Linked DNA regions of Homo sapiens: region 2 is linked to region 1. Evidence: read pairs that join two places in POLR2A ChIA-PET (ENCODE). Cell type or tissue: PC-3. All regions are shown on one strand. Links, peaks and the distances in the headings refer to the core of each region. The heading gives the core; the rest is flanking DNA. Region 1 overlaps IL27RA (interleukin 27 receptor subunit alpha). Region 2 has its middle 11 kb from the start of MIR23AHG.

What was found. ChIA-PET counts read pairs that join two places held together with the same protein. Peaks named below come from ENCODE experiments on the same cell type or tissue, not always from the same donor. Only the 100,000 strongest peaks of a DNase experiment are listed, where the experiment ranks them.
Region 2: POLR2A ChIA-PET joins it to region 1 with 16 read pairs; 11 of 35 experiments call an interaction of 5 or more read pairs at or near these places.

The regions. Positions count from the first base shown.
Region 1 is chr19:14,045,148-14,054,566 of GRCh38, reverse strand. It overlaps IL27RA (interleukin 27 receptor subunit alpha), which reads right to left. Exons shown (of 14, transcript NM_004843.4): 7 at 8,230-8,413; 8 at 7,949-8,137; 9 at 5,485-5,586; 10 at 5,253-5,411; 11 at 3,684-3,809; 12 at 2,867-2,960; 13 at 2,594-2,687; 14 at 1,349-2,471. The coding sequence ends at 2,277. PALM3 (paralemmin 3) reads left to right here. Exons shown (of 7, transcript NM_001145028.2): 7 at 1-1,200. The coding sequence ends at 962. Among named protein-coding and RNA genes, the nearest start is that of PALM3, 12 kb to the left of the region's middle. In PC-3, for the core only: a CTCF peak has its summit at 5,817; no DNase peak of the experiment used is centred there.
Region 2 is chr19:13,849,076-13,858,494 of GRCh38, reverse strand. No RefSeq gene overlaps it. Among named protein-coding and RNA genes, the nearest start is that of MIR23AHG, 11 kb to the right of the region's middle. RefSeq lists an enhancer at 3,853-4,798. In PC-3, for the core only: no CTCF peak of the experiment used is centred there; DNase peaks (open chromatin) are centred at 5,014, 5,984, 7,164 and 7,914; H3K4me3 peaks cover 1,532 bases; H3K27ac peaks cover 4,731 bases.

The DNA.
Region 1 (9,419 bases), core at 1,420-9,419:
AGGAGCTGCTGGTGGAGGGGTTGGAAGGGCCCGAGGTGGCAGGGAGGGAGAGAGGAGATGAAAGCCCGCTGGGGGCCGAGGGGGCCAAGACGGGAGGAGGCGAGGAGACCTGGGAGGCAGAGAAGAGAAAAGCGGAAGAATCCATGGGAATAGGAAGTGAGGAAAAGCCAGGGACAGGGAGGGATGAAGCGGAGATGTCACCAGTGGTAGAGAGGAAAGGAGGAGAGAAGAAGTTGGAGCTGGAGAGCAGAGGAAGTGCAGAAAAGCTGGGAACAGAGAGGGAAGGAGGTGAGGAACCACTGGGCATAGAGAGAAAAGTTGAGGGACATTTGAGGGCAGAGAAGGAAGGAGATGAGGAAAAGCGAGGGGCAGAGGAGGAGGAGGTAGAAGAACCATTGGGAGTAGAGAAGAAAGGAGGTGAGGAAGAGCCAGAGGCAACCAAAGAACCACTGGAGGCAGAGAGAAAGGGAGGGGAGGAGACACTGGAGGCAGAGAAAAGGGGAGGTGAGGAATCATTGGAGACAGAGAAGACCCAAGGGACGGAGGGAGATCTGAATCTAGAACAAGGGTCTAGGGAAGGAAGTGAATCCCAGGCAGAGGAGATGAATGAGGCAGGGCCTCCCCTTGAGGCTAACACGGAGACAAGGCCAGAGAAGGAAGGACCCCAGCCCCAGGAGAAGCCAGTAGGAGCCCTGGAGGAGGAAGGAGTGAAGCCCCAAACCGCTGCTGAGGGCCAAGGCCCCTTGGGGGATGCCACACCTCTTCTGGCAGAGACCCCAGCCCCAGAGCAGCCCGCCGAATGCCAGCCACTGCTTCAGGGGGAGGGGCCCAGCGCCAACCCCAGTGCCCACCCTGTGCCCACCTACGCGCCTGCCCGGCAGCCTGAGCCATCTGCCCCCACCGAGGGTGAAGAGGCAAGTGGCCCTAAGCAAAAGACGTGCCAGTGTTGTGCGGTCATGTGAACCCATGCCCCTCCACCCCATGTCCAGCTCCTCTCACAGCTACCTCGGCCTCTTGGCACCCAGAAGAGGGTCCCAGGCACAGACAGGGACCACAGGACTGGCCATGGCACCTGGGAGCCAGCTAGCCTGCACGTCCACCTAAACCTGGGCTTCCAGACCCCTTGCCCACTGCCTGTAACCCTGGCCTCCTTCTGCGATGAAGCCTTTATACTTGAAAATAAAATGTGAAAGCACTCAAGACGGCTTGAATGTGTGTGTAGTCAGCACAGAATCACAGCGTCATCTCCTGGTGGGAAATTTGAGGCTTAACCCTGCTACAGTCAAAGATTATGAATCAGTGAGAGTATAGATTGAGCTGCTGTAACAAAAAGACCTCAAAGCTACAGTAGCTATAAAAATATAAAAGTTTATTTTTCTTAGTGGTTCTATCCATGCAGTCATTCAGGGATTCAGGTTCCTTTTCATTTCTTGCTCCACCTTCCCCTTGGGTATGACCAAAGCTGGATCATAGGCATGTGTTATGTTCCAGCTCATAGGCAAGGAAAGGATGTGGGGGAGCCCCCACCCAGACCCCGTGTTGGCATATGTCACTTCTGACCACATTCTGTTGTCAAGAACTCAGTCCATGCTGCACCTGGATGCAAGGGAGCTGAGATGGTGCCCAAATGCAGTGTTTTTTCTTTTCTTTTTTTTTTTTTTTTGCTTTTTATTAGTTTGTTTATTTTTGAGATAAGGTCTCATTCTGTTACCCAGCCTGGAGTGCAGTGGTGCAATCAGAGGTCCCTGCAGCTTCGAACTCCTGGGCTCAACCGATCCTCCCACCTCAGCCTCCCAAGTGGCTCGGACTACAGGTGTGTGCCATCATGCCCAGCTAATTGTTTTTGTTTTTGATGTTTTATTTTTGTAGTGAGGGGTCTTGCTATATTGCCCAGGCTGGTCTCAAACTCCTAGCTCTAAGTGATCCTTCCACCTTGGCCTGCCAAAGTGCTGGGATTACAGGCGTGAGCCACTGTGCTGGGGTCCAAATTCAGTTCTGTTACAGCGGAACAGATTTTGGCAGGCAGCTGCCACTCTCAATTTCATGTATTTTCCTTTGCTCCACCTTCCATCCGTGTCTTCCCCATGGGGGCCAAGCCCTTCTCTATAGGGGTCCTTCAATCCCAGCTCTGCCTGGCTGGGTGTCCTCAGGTAAGTGACTCAGCCTCTCTGAGTCCTCAGTGTCTTCATCCATCAAGAGGGCTAATCCAGGACTGGGGTGCAACCTGCATGAGCATCCCTCTAGCCTGGCTGGCAGCCCCCAGCCAGACGTGTGGTTCAGGCCAGAACCTGTGGCCTGGGGGGCCCCAGAAGGCCCAGCTCCTCAGGTGTGGGCAGGAAGTGCTTCTCATACCCAGAGTCAAGCGGGGCGGTGGCCTGGGCGGGCTGGGAGGACTCCATAACCGGCGGGGGCTCCATCTCCTCCACTTCCAGGATGGGCAAGTCCCCAAGGGGCTGGGCCTCAGGTACTTGCTGGGAAGAGATGAGCCTGTAATCCTGCCCCAGCCTCCCCGACCCACACCTCACCCCCTCCCCACTGCCCCAGGACTCCCCAGTCCCCCAGAGGGCTCCGACTAGCCGGCCCTTTGACTCACCTCCATGTGGGGCTGGCCTGAACTGCTGTTGGCAGGATCAGGAACTTTCTCCCAGACCCAGCGGGGCAGCACTTTGTGCCTTAGGTGGTAGCACCTGGCAAGACAGGAGTAGTCAGGGCAGCAGATCCAGATGGCCAGATGCCCCAGCCCAGGGTGCAGGGTTCATGAATGTGACTGCGCCCTGAGGCCTCCCTTCAAGCCCCCTGGAAGCTCAGCAAAATGCCCAGCTGCCTTCCCCACGTGGGTAGAGATGCATGTATCCGACAGCCTCACCTTCCAGAGGTGGCCAGGCTCAGGCCACACCCCAACAGGAACAAGCCCCACAAGAATAGGATGCCCGGCAGAACTTTCCACCTCAGGGTGTTATCTGGTAGGGTAGGGAAGAGATCATTCTTAATTTTTTATTTTATTTTATTTTTTATTTTTATTTTTGAGACAGAGTCTTGCCCTGTCACCCAGGCTGGAGTGCAGTGGTGCGACCTCAGCTCACTGCAACCTCCGCCTCCTGGGTTCAAGCAATTCTCTCTCAGCCTCCCAAGTAGCTGGGATTACAGCCGCACGCCACCACGCCCAGCTAATTTTTGTATTTTTAGTAGAGATGGGGTTTCACCACATTGGCCAGGCTGGTCTCGAACTCCTGACCTCAACTGATCCACCCGCCTCGGCCTCCCAAAGTGCTGAGATTACAGGCGTGAGCCACTGTGCCTGGCAATTCTTAATTTTTTAAAGACAGGGTCTTGCTTTGTTGCCCAGGCTGGAGCGCAGTGGTGTAATCCGTGTACTGCAGCCTCCAACTCCTGGGCTCAAGCGATCCTCGAGCCTCAGCTTCTCCAGGAGCTGGGACCGCAGGCGCATGCTACCACATCCAGCTAATTGTTTTATTTTTTGTAGAGAAGGGGGTCTCACTATGTTGCCCAGGCTGGTCTCGAGCTCCTGGGCTCAAGTGATCCACCTGCCTCAGCCTCCCAGAGTGTTAGGATTACAGGGGTGAGCCACTGCACCTAGCTTCCAAGTAATGACTCCAGATGCTACCTCTCCCCACTGTGGAGTACATCCCCTCCCTGTGGCAATCCCATCCCAACCCCCCTACCTGGTAGATGAAGCCGGAGGATGGGACCAGGAGGGCCCTGTCCAGCGATGGTAGATGCTGTCACCCACAGCTCACAGGGACCCCAAGGAAGGTCAGGCAGGGTGACACTCTGTGTGTTGCCACTCACTGGAGAACACAACCAAAGAAGTTGGGGAGGTGGTCAAGCCTACCACAGGGCCTTTGCATGTGCTCTTCCTGCTGTCTGCAACACTCTCTCCCAGGTATCCACATGGCTCCCTCCTCATCTCTTTTAGGTCTTTGCTCAAAGGTCACCTCTTCCGTGAGGCTTTCCTTGACCCCGCTCTATTTGAAATTGCACCCCCTTCACCACCCACCTTCCTTGTTTGATTCTCTTTTTTTTTTTTTTTTTTTGACATGAAGTCTCGCTCTGTAACACTCTGTTGCCCAGGATGGAGTGCAGTCATGTGATCTCAGCTCACTGCAACCTCTGCCTCCTGGGTTCAAGCAATTCTGCTGTCTTAGCCTCCTGAGTAGCTGGGACTACAGGTGCCCGCCACCACATCTGGCTAATTTTTATATTTTTAGTAGAGACTGGGTTTCACCATATTGGTCAGACTGGTCTCAAACTCCTGACCTCAGGTGATCTGCCCACCTCGGCCTCCAAAAGTGCTGGGATTATAGGTGTGAGCCACCTTGCCCAGCCCCTTGCTTCATTCTCTACTCAGCACTTATCACCATCTCATACACTGCTTAGATATTATTTAGTTTGTCTTTGCATGATCTTGGCTCACTGCAACCTCCACCTCCCGGATTCAAGCAATTCTAGTGCCTCAGCCACCTTCTGAGTAGCTGGACTACAGGCTGTGCCACCATGCCTGGCTAATTTTTGTATTTTTAGTAGAGATGAGGTTTCACCATGTTGGCCAGGCTGGTCTCGAACTCCTGACCTCAAGTGATCTGCCTGCCTTGGCCTCCCAAAGTGCTGGGATTACAGGCGTGACCCACCATGCCGGGCCTTCTATATATATTTTTAAAATTATATATAGGCCGGGCGCAGTGGCTCACACCTATAATCCCCGCACTTTGGGAGGCTGAGGTGGGTGGATCACGAGGTCAGGAGTTCGAGATCAGTCTGACCAACATGGTGAAACTGTCTCTACTAAAAATACAAAAATTAGCCGGGCATGGTGGCATGCGCCTGTAATCCCAGCTACTCAGGAGGCTGAGGCAGGAGAATTGCTTGAACCTGGGAGGCGGAGGTTGCAGTGAGCTGAGATCGTGCCATTGCACTCCAGCCTGGTGACAAAGCGAGACTCTGTCTCAAAAAAAAAAAAAAAAAATGGAACCATACCACGGAATTTTAACATCCTTTTATCTTTTTCACTAATAAAATATGACAAGCATCTTTCAATGTCAATAAATATAGATTGGCATCCTCATTTTTAATGGCCGAATGAAAGCTCGTTACATTGATAGCCAAGAGGGAATTGAGGACACCATGTATGGTCCCTGGGCCAAAGAGGCCCACGTGGGGACAAGGGGTGGGGCTGACTGATGGGTGGGTCTTGTGGGGGCTGGGAGGACAGGTCAGCAGGCAGGGAAGCTCACCATTCATGCAGACGGAGGGGCTGGTTCCACTCTGTGCACACAAGGTGTAGTGGGTGAGGTGGCCTCGAAGCTGGTGCCTTGGGACCTCTCCCCACGCTATGGCGGGGGTCCCTGGAGGGGCATCTTGGAGTCGCCAAAGCGTTGGCCCCACTAGGGGTGCTGGGGAGGAAGGCAGTAGGTCAAGGTCGGCCTGGGTTACAGAAGCCCCCCCATCCTCCAGCCCCACTCTTACCTAATTCCTCCCTGAACCCCCAGACGGAGGATGCAGAGGCCAAGCCTGAAGCAGAGACTGCGGTCACAGTGATTCGATAGGGGACCCCGACAGTGAAATTCCCTGAGTGACAAAGAAATAAAGACCAGTTAGAGTTGGCTCTCCTTCCCATGCTCATTTCCTAGGTGTCTTCACTGGGGTCCCCAGAAGGACACCCTGAGATAAGGATCTGACTGTAAGTCATTTATCTAGGAGGTAATCCCAGAAAACCCCAATAGGGCAGTAGGGGAGTGAAATGGGGAAGGAACAGGTTCTCACTGTGGACAACTGAGACGCAGTCCCATGGGGGACCTCTAGGGGCCAGCAGAGAGCAGGCATCGCAGAGTCAGCCCAGCTCAGGGGGACGGAGCTGGGGTATTTATCCACCAAGCCTCATTAGTCATGCTGAGGGCTGTTCCTGAGGGCTCTTCTCAATATTTCCATCTTGCTTCTCAGGCAGGCAAAATGCCTCAGTGACCAGAAAAAGCCCTTAGGCCAGGAAACAAGTGTGGGCAGCTGGGAGAGAGGCCTAAAACCTCTGAGGTGGTCAAACAGATATGAGCAGGCAACTGACAGCACCTACCATGGTAGCTGAGGGTGCTGCACTCTCTCCCCTAAACCCTATCACATCCACATAGCCTTCCCCAACTGGGAATTTTCCATAATTGGGCCTTCGCTTCTTTGGTTCATATATCCTTGTGGGTCTTGGGACTGTGTCCTAAATTTCTTACCCAACATCTTCACAGTTCTTCCAAGTTCATTAATTAATTAATTTATTTATTTATTTATTTATTTATAAAGATTTCTTGCCAGGTACCGTGGCTCATGCCTGTCATCCCAGCACTTTGGGAGGCCAAGGCAGGTGGATTGCCTGAGCTCAGGAGTTCAAGAACAGCCTGGGCAACATGGAGAAACCCCACCTCTACAAAAAATACAAAAACTGGCTGGGCTTGGTGGCGCATGCCTGTAATACCAGCTCCTCAGGGCGCTGAGGTGGGAGGATTGCTTGAGCCATGGAGGTCGACGCTGCAGTGAGCTGAGATCACGCCACTGCACTCCAGCCTGGCTGACAGAGTGAGACTCATCTCTTAAAAAAAAAAAAATGCCGGGTGCGGTGGCTCATGCCTGAAATCCCAGCACTTTGGGAGGCTGAGGAGGGCAGATCACGAGGTCAAGAGATCGAGACCATCCTGGCTAATATGGTGAAACTCCGTTCCTACTAAAAATACAAAAAAAAAAAAAAATTAGCCGGGCGTGGTGGCGGGCGCCTGTACTCCCAGTTGCTCGGGAGGCTGAGGCAGGAGAATGGCGTGAACCCAGGAGGTGGAGCTTGCAGTGAGCCGATATCGCACCACTGCACTCCAGCCTGGGCGACAGAGCAAGACTCCAAAAAAAAAAAAAAAAAAAGGGCCAGGCATGGTGGCTCACCCCTGTCATCCCATCATTTTGGGAGGCCAATGCGGGTGGATCTCTTGAGGTCAGGAGTTTGACACCAGCCTAGCCAACATGGTGAAACCCCGTCTCTACTAAAAATAAAAAAATTAGCTGGGCATGGCGGTGGGGGCCTGTGATCCCAGTCACTCCCCAGAGGCTGAGGCACGAGAATCGCTTGAACCCGGGAGGTGAAGGCTGCAGTGAGCTGAGATCACACCATTGCACTCCAGCCTGGGTGACAGAGCCAGCCTCCATCTCAAAAAAAAAAAAAAGAAAAGTTAGGCTGGGCATAGTGGCTCATGCCTGTAATCCCAGCACTTTGGGAGGCCAAGGCAGGCAGATCACTTGAGGTCAGGAGTTGGAGACCAGCCAAACCAACATGGTGAAACCCCGTCTCTACTTAAAAAAAAAAAAAAAAAATTAACCGATTGTGGTGGTACGCTCCCATAGTCCCAGCTACTCGGGAAGCTGAGTCACGAGAATCACTTGAACCCAGGAGATGGAAGTTGCAGTGAGCTGAGATGGCACCATTGCACTCTAGCCTGGGCCACAGAGTGGGATCTTGCCTCCAAAAAGCAAAAAAAAAAGTCTTGTGTGAATTCACGCTATTTATTTATTTATTTATTTATTTTTTGAGACTGAGTCTCACTCTGTCACCCAGGCTAGAGTGCAGTGGCGCAATCTCGGCTCACTGCAACCTCCACCTCCCAGGTTCAAGCGATTCTCCTGCCTCAGCCTCCCGAGTAGCTGGGACTACAGGCATGTGCCACCACGCCCCACTAATTTTTGTATTTTTAGTAGAGACGGGGTTTCACTATGTTGGCCAGGCTGGTGTCCAACTCCTGACCTCAGGTGATCCGCCCCTTTCGGCCTCCCAAAGTGCTGAGATTACAGGCATGAGCCACCAAGCCCGGCCATCACGCTACTTTAATCATAGCACTCCCTCTTACAAGTCCACCCATCCGTCTGCTCTAACAGCGGGGATGGAGACCCAGGTGTCCCAGGGCCTCACCTGGTAACAGAGCACTGAGGTTCCCAGGGGGAAGCCGGACCCAGTTGAGTTTCTCCAGGGGGTCCCCATCTCGAGCCCAGTCCACTACATGCTCCAGTGGTTCCCCAGGCCCCGGTTGCCAGGTCACCAGTAGCTCCGTGCTCCCAGCGATGCTGCTGACTGCCACGCTACGGGGGGCAGAGGCTGAATCTGGAGGGTGGAGAGAAGTCTCAGCTGCCCACTCAGGAAGTCACTTCCCACCCCTCCAGGGCACCGAGCTGAGGAAGGTCACAGTCTCTTACCCAAGCAGACCAAAGAGAGGTTGGTGAGAGGCTCCCAGCTTGTGGCGTTGACAGCGGACACCCTGGCCCACTCCGCCCCACTGGGAATTAGGGAGCAGCAGCAGGTAATTCCTTCTGGACTCAGCTCACGACCTCCAACCCAGAACCAGACTTTGTAGCTCACCTGCACACAGGGCCCTGGGGCCTGAGAGATGAAGGGAAAAAGGGGTTAATGTCTCCCATTAATCACGCACATATATGTGTCTCCCTGAGGTCACCTGATAAACCACCGGTCAGTGAAGCATTTTTTGTTTGTTTGTTTGTTTGTTTTTTGAGACGGAGTCTTCATTCTGTTACCCAGACTGGAGTGAAGTGGCGTGATCTCGGCTCACTGCAACCTTCACCTCCCGGGTTCAAGCGATGTTCCTGCCTCAGCCTCCTGAGTAGCTGGGATTACAGGCGCCTGCCATCACGCCCGGCTAATTTTTGTATTTTTAGTAGAGACGGGGTTTCACCATGTTGGCCAGGCTGGTCTCAAACTCCTGACCTCAAGTGATCTGCCTGCCTCAGCCTCCCAAAGTGCTAGGATTACAGGCGTGAGTCAGCAAACCTGGCCAGGTGCAAAATTTAAAAGGGAGTGGGGGATACCAAAAACCCAATAAGTGAGATAAATAATATTTTAATGCAGTATTGTAATAAATGAAAATTAATGCCTAAAAACCCATGACAAACAAAATATCAACTTTTTTTTTTTTTTTGAGACAGAGTCTCGCTCTGTCGCCCAGGCTGGAGTGCAGTGGCGCCATCTCGGCTCACTGCAAGCTCTGCCTCCCGGGTTCACGCCATTCGCCTGCCTCAGCCTCCCCAGTACCTGGGACTACAGGCGCCTGCCACCACGTCCGGCTAATTTTTTGTATTTTTAGTAGAGACGGGGTTTCACATGTTAGCCAGGATGGTCTTGATCTCCTGACCTTGTCTCTTAAAAAAAAAATCCGCCCGTCTCGGCCTCCCAAAGTGCTGGGATTACAGGCGTGAGCCACCACGCCCAGCCATCTTTTTTTTTTTTTTCTTTTTGACATAAGTTCTCACTATTGTACAGGCTGAAGTGCGGTGGTGCAATCATAGCTCACTGCAGCCTCAACATCCTAGGCTGAAGTGATCCTCCCACCTCAGCCTCCCCAGTAGCTGGGACTATAGACGCATGCCACCAC
Region 2 (9,419 bases), core at 805-8,804, 200 kb after region 1:
AAAATTAGCCAGGTGTGGTGGTGCATGCCTGTAATCCCAGCTACTCGGGAGGCTGAGGCAGGAGAATCGCTTGAACCCGGGAGGCAGAGGTTGCAGTGAACCGAGACTGTGCCACTGCACTCCAGCCTGGCAACAGAGCAAGACTCTTCCTCAAAAAAAAAAAAAAAAAAAAAAAAAGCAGGCGCGGTGGCTTATGCCTGTAATCCCAGCACTTTGGGAGGCTGAGGCGGGTGGATCACAAGGTCAGGAGATCGAGACCATCCTAACACGGTGAAACCCCGTCTCTACTAAAAATACAAAAAAAATAGCCAGGTGTAGTGGCGGGTGCCTGTAGTCCCAGCTACTCGGGAGGCTGAGGCAGGAGAATGGCGTGAACCTGGGAGGCGGAGCTTGCATTAGCTGAGATCGCACCACTGCACTCCAGCCTGGGGGACAGGGTGAGACTCCGTCTCAAAAAAAAAAAAAAAGAAAAGAAAGAAAGAAAGTAATGATGGCAAGAACCACAATTACTTTGCACCAACCTAACAGTTTGAATTGAGATGTTATAAGTATAAAATCCACATCAGATTTTTGAAGACAGTACCAAAAAACTGAAATATCTCATTCATAATATTTACCTTGATTATATGTTAAAAGGATACTATTTTGGATATACTCAGTTAAATAAAATCTTATTAAAATTAATTTTGTAGCCAAGTGTAGTAACTCACACCTGTAATCCCAGCACTTTGGGAGGCCGAGGCGGGTGGATCACCTGAGGTCAGGAGTTCAAGACCAGCCTGGCCAACATGGTGAAACTCCGTCTCTACTAAAAATACAAAAATTAGCCAGGTGTGGTGGCAGGCACCTGCAATCCCAGCTACTTGGAGGCTGAGGCAGGAAAATCACTTGAACCCAGGAAGTGGAGGTTGCAATGAGCTGAGACCATGCCACTGCACTCCAGCCTGGGCAACAGGACAAGACTCCGTCTCAAATTAAAAAAAAAAATAATTCTGGCAGGCTCACTGGCTCATGCCTGTAATCCCAGCACTTTAGGAGGCTGAGGCAGGCAGATCACTTGAGGTCAGGAGTTCAAAACCAGCCTGGCCAACATGGCGAAACCCCGTCTCTACTAAAAATATAAAATTGGCTGGGCATGGTGACATACACCTGTAATCCTGACTGCTTGGGAGGCTGAGGCAGGAGAATCACTTAAACCCGGGAGGCAGAGGTTGCAGTGAGCCAAGATCGTGCCACTGCGCTCCAGCCTGGGCAACAGAGCAAGACTCCGTCTCAAAAAAAAAAAATTAATTTTGGCAGGCTCACTAGTTTATGCCCGCAATCCCAGCACTTTGGGAGGCTGAGGCAGGTGGATCACTTGTGGTCAGGAGTTCAAAACCAGCCTGGCCAACATGGCAAAACCCCGTCTCTACTAAAAATATAAAATTGGCTGGGTGTGGTGGCACGCACCTGTAATCCCAACTACTTGGGAAGCTGAGGCAGGAGAATCACTTGAACCTGGGAGGCAGAGGTTACAGTGAGCCGAGATCCTACCACTGCACTCCATTCTGCGTGACAGAGTGATACTGTGTCTCAAAAATAAATAAATAAATGTGAATAAAATAAAATTAATTTCACCTGCTACTTTTTTAAAAAAATGTGGCTACTAAAAAAGTTTTCATTACATATGTGGCTTGCATTTGTGGCTCACAATATATTTCTTTAGACACTGCCTTTATTGCCTTCCCTCCCATTTACTTATCAGGCGGCTGCCTGATCACACTACTGATATCAGACTTCAGAGTCAGGCCAAGTTCTCAGCTGTAGCTGTCCTTGAGCTCCGTGTAGTATCTGTCACCTTTGCCTGGTTCCTCCTTGGCCTTGGGACACTAGATCCTCCTGACATCCCTTCTCTGTCTCAGTCTTCTTTGTGAGACAGCATCTGCTTCTCAAATACTTTGTTCCTGGGACATAGCTTTGGTCTATTTTATTTTCATTTTTATTTTATATTTATTTATTTATTTATTTATTTTTGAGACAGAGTCTCACTGTGTCGCCCAGGCTGGAGTGCAGTGGCGTGATCTCGGCTCACTGCAACCTCTGCCTCCCGGGTTCAAGAGATTCTCCTGCCTCAGCCTCCGGAGTAGCTGGGATTACAGGCACGTGCCACCACGCCCAGCTTTTTTTTTTTTTTTTTTTTTTTTTGAGACGAAGTCTTGCTCTGTTGCCCAGGCTGGAGTGCAATGGTGCAATCTCGGCTCACTGCAACCTGGGCCTCCCACGTTCAAGCGATTCTCCTGCCTCAGCCTCCCAAGTAGCTGGTATTAAAGGTGCCCGCCACCATGCCTGGCTAATTTTTGTATTTTTAGTAGAGACAGGTTTCACCATGTTGGCCCGGCTGGTCTTGAACTACTGAGCTCAAGTCATCCACCTGCCTCAGCCTCCTAAAGTGTTGGGATCACAGGCATGAGCCACCCCGCCCAGCCTCATTTTTATTTTAGAAACGAGGTCTCGTCATTTTAGAAACAAAGTCTCACTCTGTTGCCCAGGCTGGAGTACAGTAAAAGAATCCTAGCCCATTGCAGCCTCGACCTCCTGGGCTCAAGTGATCCTCTTGCCCCAGTGTCCTGAGTAGCTGGGACTACAGGCGAGGACCACCATGCCCAGCTAATTTTTGTAATTTTTGTAGGGATAGGGTTTCACTACATTGCCCAGGCTGGTCTCAAGCTCCTGAGGTGAAGTGATCCTCCCACCTCAGCCTCCCAAAGTACTGGGATTACAGGCATGGGCCACCACACCCAGCCCGTATCACATATTATTTGGCAATAAAAAGGAATAAGGTACTCACGCTTGTTACACTTGTTATAACATGGATGAACTCTGTTGACAGCATTTATACTCAGAGACAAAAAGTAGACCAGGGTTGCCAGAGGCTGAGAATGTTGGGGGGTGAAATAGAAAGTGATTTCTTTTCTCTTCTCTTTTCCTTTTCTTTCCTTTCCTTCCTTTCTTTCCTTTCTTTTTTTGAGACAGAGTCTCGCTCTGTCACCCAGGATGGAGTGCAGTGGCATGATCTCGGCTCACTGCAACCTCTGCCTCCCGGGTTCAAGTGATTCTCCCAACTCAGCCTCCCGAATAGCTGGGACTACAGGCATGTGCCACCATACCTGACTAATTTTTGTATTGTTAGTAGAGACGGGGTTTCACCGTGTTGGCCAGGCTGGTCTCGAACTCCTGACCTCAGGTGATCCACCTGCCTTGGCCTCCCAAAGTGCTGGGGTTACAGGCGTGAGCCACCACACCCGGCCAGAAAATGATTTCTAATGGGCTTGAGATTTCTTTTGCGGGTGATGGAAATGTTCTAAAGTTGGGCAGGGCGTGGTCACTCATGCTGTAATCCCAGCACTTTGGAAGGCCGATGTGGGAGGACTGCTTGAGCCCAGGTGTTTGAGAACAGCCTGAGCAACATAGCAACGCCCTGTCTTTAAAAAAAAAAAAAAAAAAAAATGGCCAGGCGCGGTGGCTCACGCCTGTAATCTTGCGGATCACGAGGTCAGGAGATTGAGACCATCCTGGCTAACACGGTGAAACCCCGTCTCCACTAAAAATACAAAAAATTAGCCAGGCGTGGTAACGGGCGCCTGTAGTCCCAGCTACTCGGAAGGCTGAGGCAGGAGAATGGCGTGAACCCGGGAGGCGGAGCTTGCAGTGAGCAGAGATGGCGCCACTGCACTGCAGCCTGGGCGACAGAGGTAGACTCCGTCTCAAAAAAAAAAAAAAAAAAAAAAAAAAAATTAGCTGGGCGTGGTGGCGGGCGCCTGCAGTCTCAGCTATTCCAAAGGCTGAGGTGGGAGGATTGCTTGAGCCCGGGAGGCAGTGGTTGCAATGAGCCAGGATGCCGCCACTGCACTCCACTCTGGGCTACACAGTAAGATCCTGCCTCAGCGAAAAAAAAGGCCGGGCGTAGTGGCTCCTGCCTCTAATCCCAGAATTTTGGAAGGCTGATGCAGGCGGATTGCCTGAGCTCAGGAGTTGGAGACTAGGCTGGGCAACACGGTGAAACCTCATCTCTACTAAAATACAAAAAATTAGCTGGTGTGGACCAGGCACAGTGGCTCACGCCTGTAATCCCAGCACTTCCGGAGGCCAAGGCGGGCAGATTACTAGGTCAGGAGTTCGAGACCAGTCTGGCCAACATGGTGAAACCCTGTCTCTACTAAAAATACAAAAATTAGCTGGGCGTGGTGGTGCTCGCCTGTAATCCCAGCTACTTGGGAGGCTGAGGCAGGAGAATCGCTTGAACCTGGGAGGCGGAGGTTGCAGTGAGCCGAGATCACACCACTGCACTCCTGCCTGGGTGACAGAGTGAGACTCTGTCTCCAAAAAAAAAGGAATGTTCTAAAATTTATTGTGGTGATGGTTGCATAAGTCTATGAATATTCTAAACACATTTGACTGTATACAGTCGTCCCCCTTATCTGCAGTTTCGATTTCCTCGGTTTCAGTTATCCTTGGTCAACTTTGGTCCAAAAATATTAAATGGAAAATTCCAGAGGCTGGGCGAGGTGGCTCACGCCTTTAATCCCAGCATTTTGGGGGGCCGAGGCAGGCGGATCACCTGACGTCAGGAGTTCGAGACCAGCCTGGCCAACATGGTGAAACCCCGCCTCTACTAAAAATACAAAAATTAACCGGGCGTGGTGGCACGCGCCTGTAATCCCAGCTACTCGGGAGGCTGAGGCAGGTGAATGGCCTGAACACGGTAGGCAGAGGTTGCAATGAGCAGAGATCACACCACTGCACTCCAGCCTGGGTGACAGAGCGAGACTCGGTCTCAGAAAAAAAAAAAAGAAAGAAAATTCCAGAAATAAAACAAGTCATACCTTCACATTCCAGGCCGTTCTGAGTAGTGTGATGAAATCTCCCACAGTCCTGGGATGTGAATCATCCCTTTACCCAGCTTATCCATGCTGTCTGTATAGGCTACCAGTCTGTTAGTCCCTTTATAGCCATCTCAGTCAACAAATAGAAAAAGCAAAGTGGTCAGCCGAGGTGGCTCATGCCTGTAATACCAGCACTTTGGGAGACCAATGCAGGAGGAGGATTGGTTGAGACCAGGAATTCAAGACCAGCCTGGGAAACATAGTAAGACCCTGTCTCTAAAAAAAAATAAAATAAAATAAAATAAAATAAATGTGTATAAATAAGCTGGGTGTGCTTGCACATGCCTGTAGTCCTAGCTACTTGGGAGGCTGAGGCAGGAGGCTCACTTAAGGCCAGGAGTTGGAGACCAGTCTAGGCAACACAGCAAGACCCTCACGCCCCGACCCCCACAAGATAAATAAATTAGCCAGGTGTGGTGGTGCTCACCTGTAGTTCCAGCTACTCTGGAGGTTGAGGTAGAAGGATCCTTTGAGCCCCGGAGCTTGAGATGGCAGTGGTGAGACCTTGTCTTAAAAAATTTTGATCCTGGGCTGGGCGTGGTGGCTCACGCCTGTAATCCCAGCACTTTGGGAGGCCGAGGCAGGTGGATCACCAGGTCAGGAGATCGAGACCATCCTAGCTAACATGGCGAAACCCCGTCTCTACTTAAAAAATACAAAAAATTAGCCAGGCATGGTGGCACACGCCTGTAGTCTCAGCTACTTCAGAGGCTGAGGCAGGAGAATCGCTTTAACCTGGGAGGTGGAGGCTGCAGTGAGCCGAGATCGCGCCACTGCACTCCAGCCTGGGTGACAGAGACTCCATCTCAATAAATAAATAAATATTAAATAATAATAATTTTTTTTTATCTTAAAGCTGGGTGTGGACATATTTGCCTGTATTCCCAGCTACTCGGGAGGATCCCTTAAACCCAGGAGTTTGAGGCCAGCCAGGGCAACATGGAGACACCCCTATCTCTAAAAAATAAACAAACAGGTCAGGGCCCAGGGGCTCATGCCTGTAATCCCAGCACTTTAGGAGGCTAAGGTGGGCGGAACTCTTGAGGGCAGGAATTCGAGTCAGGAATTCCAGACCCGCCTGGGCAACACAGCATAACCCTGTCTCTACAAAAAAAAAAAAAAAAATACAAAAATTAGCTGGGTGTGGTCGCTCTCACCTGTGGTCCCAGCTACTTGGGAGGCTGAGGTGGGAGGCTCAGCTGAGTTCAGGAGGTCGAGGCTGCAGTAAGACGTGATTGTGCCACTGCACTCCAGCCTGGGCGACACAATGAGACCCTGTCTCAATACATAAATAAATACAAATTGGCCAGGCGCAGTAGCTCACGCCTTTAATCCCAGCACTTTGGGAGGCCAAGGCAGGCGGATCACCTGAGGTCAGGAGTTCGAGACTGCCCTGGCCAACATGGTGAAACCCCATCTCTACTAAAACTACAAAAATTAGTTGGGCATGGTGGCGTGTGCTCGTAGTCCCAGCTACTTGGGAGGCTGAAGCAGGAGAATCGCTTGAACCTGGGAGGCAGAGGTTGCAGTGAGCCGAGATTGTGCTACTGCACTCCAGCCTGGGTGACAGGGTGAGACTCAGTCTCAAAAAAAAAAGTAAATAAATATAAATAAATAAATAATAAAATTAAAAAAAAAAATCTCAATTCTTCCGCTAGTAGAGTGCCTCCCTGGAATCCCATCCAGCTTGCTGTCCTTCTCACTCCAAGTTTAAGAAGGATAGAAAGGTGGGGGAGACTGTTTCGGGGCAGGCAAGGAGGGGAGGCCTAGGCAGGAGGTGTGGTGAAACCCACCATATGTGCCCTCAAGCACCCTCTTTCTCTGCCAGAGGCCACAGGCTTGGAAGAACCATGTCTCTTCCCAGGTTTCCTTCTCAGCCTGACTCGAAGCGTCCTGGCCTGCCCGCCCCACCAGACAGTCTGACTCAATTTGCCCGCTGTGTGCGTGGGCCCTGCGCGTGTGACCCTCCACCATTCCAGTGACTCAGGCAGCCTGGAAGCCCCCTCCCCGGGGGACACCCAGCTTCCTATGGTGACTTTTCACAGACATGGCTGAAACTGGCTGGCGCCTCCCAGACCCAGGCCGGGCTCCTGGGGGCAGCCCAGCAGGGCCTCGGCCCCACAGCCCACCCCTAGAGAGGGCCTAGGGGGTGGGAGTAGGGGGTGGGGAACTCTTCTCAAAGGGCCTTTGTGGGAGCAGCTGGGGGGGCTAACGGGGGACCCCGCCCTGTGTGACTCAAGCCTCATTGCTGGGCGGTGACTCACCCCCAGGCCCCCCTTCTGCCTGCCCGCAGCAGGTGCTGTGAGCCAGCTTCGGGATAGGGGCCTCTGCAGCCATGGTCATGCCACCCTGCCCTGGACCTGTGACTTGCCACCCACTTCTAGGGGTTCCAGTCTTGCCCTCACCTCCTTGCCCTCCTGAGCTCGGACCACAGAGAAAACCTCCTACATCCCGTCCCTCCGTGGGGCAGCAGACATGGTACTGAAATGTGCCACGCATTGTCTCACTATGAATTCACGGGATTCTCAAACCACCCGAGAGGCAGGGTGTTTGTTCTTGCTACTGCCCTGTAACAGATGCGGAAATTGATTCTCCGTGAGGTTGCAGAGTTTAACACAGGAGATTCACGTGCAGAATCTGGGTGTCCCAAACTTGCTGCCCCGCAGTGTCACTGCGTGATCATCTCAGCTGCTTTAAATGCCAGTGGTGGGTTACTGCACCCTCCAGTGTCGCTTCTTTTACTGACGGGTAAACTGAGGCAAGGAGCCTTGAAGTCACAGATCAAGAGTCAAGAGTAAGAGGCAGGGCTGGGATTCGAACCGAGTCCGAGAGCCCGGGACCTGCTCCGCCGCTTCCCCACGGGCCTCCGGCGCCCACTTGGGGGCTAAGGCGCCCCCGCCGCCGGGCCCCTCCGGACGCCGAGGCCAGCCGAGATCGGGCCGCCGGCCAGGCTGCTGGGCGCCGCGCCCGTCCGCATCACGCCGCGGTGAGTCACCGCGCGCCGGCCCCGGCCCCGCCCCCCGCGCCAACAAACAGCGCGTTGCTCGGCAACCGCCACCGCCCTCCAGCGCGGACCTGGGTTCGAGCCTCAGGCCGGGGTGCGCGCTAAGAGGGATTTTGGGACTCCGTAGTCTTCCCTAGATTAGGGGTTCAGATCAGGCCTGTAATCCTGGTGGGCACGGAGGTGATGGTGAAGGAGACAGCTGTGGTCCAATGAAGGTGGGGAGGGCTGAGGGTGGCTCTCTCCAATCCAGACCCACCGGGGCTCCCCAGAAGTGGGCGGTCAGGTCAGGAGATGGCGGCTGGGCCAGAGTTGCAGCTGAGAGGTCGAGGCCATTTTCCTAAGGGATTTGGGGAGCTGGCCTGGCGGGAGCTGTCAGGAGCGCTGTGATGAGGGCTTTTTTGCATCCTCCCCACCCCTGCCGACCTCCCAAACTAGCTAACACTTAATGAGCACGTTCTATGTTCTAAGCCTGTTCTATGCATGTGTGGGCCTATGTGTATTAACTCATGTAATGTTCACCATGAAGTCGGGCGCGGCGGCTCACGCCTATAATCCCAGCACTTTAGGAAGCCGAAGCCCGTGGATCACTTGATGTCAGGAGTTCAAGACCAGCCTGGGCAAAATGGTGAAACCCCGTCTGTACTAAAAATACAAAAATTAGCCGAGCGTGATGGCCAGCACCTCTAATCCCAGCTACTTGGGAGACCGAGGCAGGAGAATCGCTTGAACCCGGGAGGCAGAGGTTGCAGTGGGCCAAGATCGTGCCACTGCACTCCAGCCTGGGTGACAAGAGTGAAACTCCGTCTCAAAAAATAATAATAATAAAAATTAAAAATAGTGTTCACCATGGCCCTCTGACGTTTCATTGACATTCTCATTTTACAGATGGGGAAACTGAGTCAACAGAGGGTCAATGTCCTTTGCCAGAGGATGCACAGCCAAGCTGGCATCCGGGCTCCCAAACCTGTCTCAGGAGGGTGCATGCCTGGCCTTGGCAGGGCCATATCTGTGGGAGTCTTCAGGCGTTGTGGGGATAGGTGCCAAGGCTACATTGAAGTGTGGGTAGGTTATGCAAGTGGGGGATGGCGCCTGGTGGGCTCCTTGGGGGCTGTCGACACATGATACTGAAGGCTGTGCACTACAGAGGTTGCACCAGCACCCCCCTAGACTTCCCATGCCATCTGAGTGCAGGGAGAGAGTTTCCCAGCACCAGCTTCAGATGGCCTGAACTCCGGGCTCCCTGGCACCCCAATAGTCACCACTGAGCCGCCCACAGGACCCTTAAGGGAGCTGCCTGAGGGGCCTTCCGGAGCCCCAGATCCTATGGGGCGGGGAGAAGAGTAGATACTAGCATCTCAGACACGGAGATGGACCAGCTGCCTGGGAAGTGACCAGCTTTGAGTCCTGTAAGAAATGTCCATTTGGCTCACATGACCAAGTCAATCACTCAAATGGTTGAGTTGGGGAGATGGCTGAGTTACAGGGATCCTGGA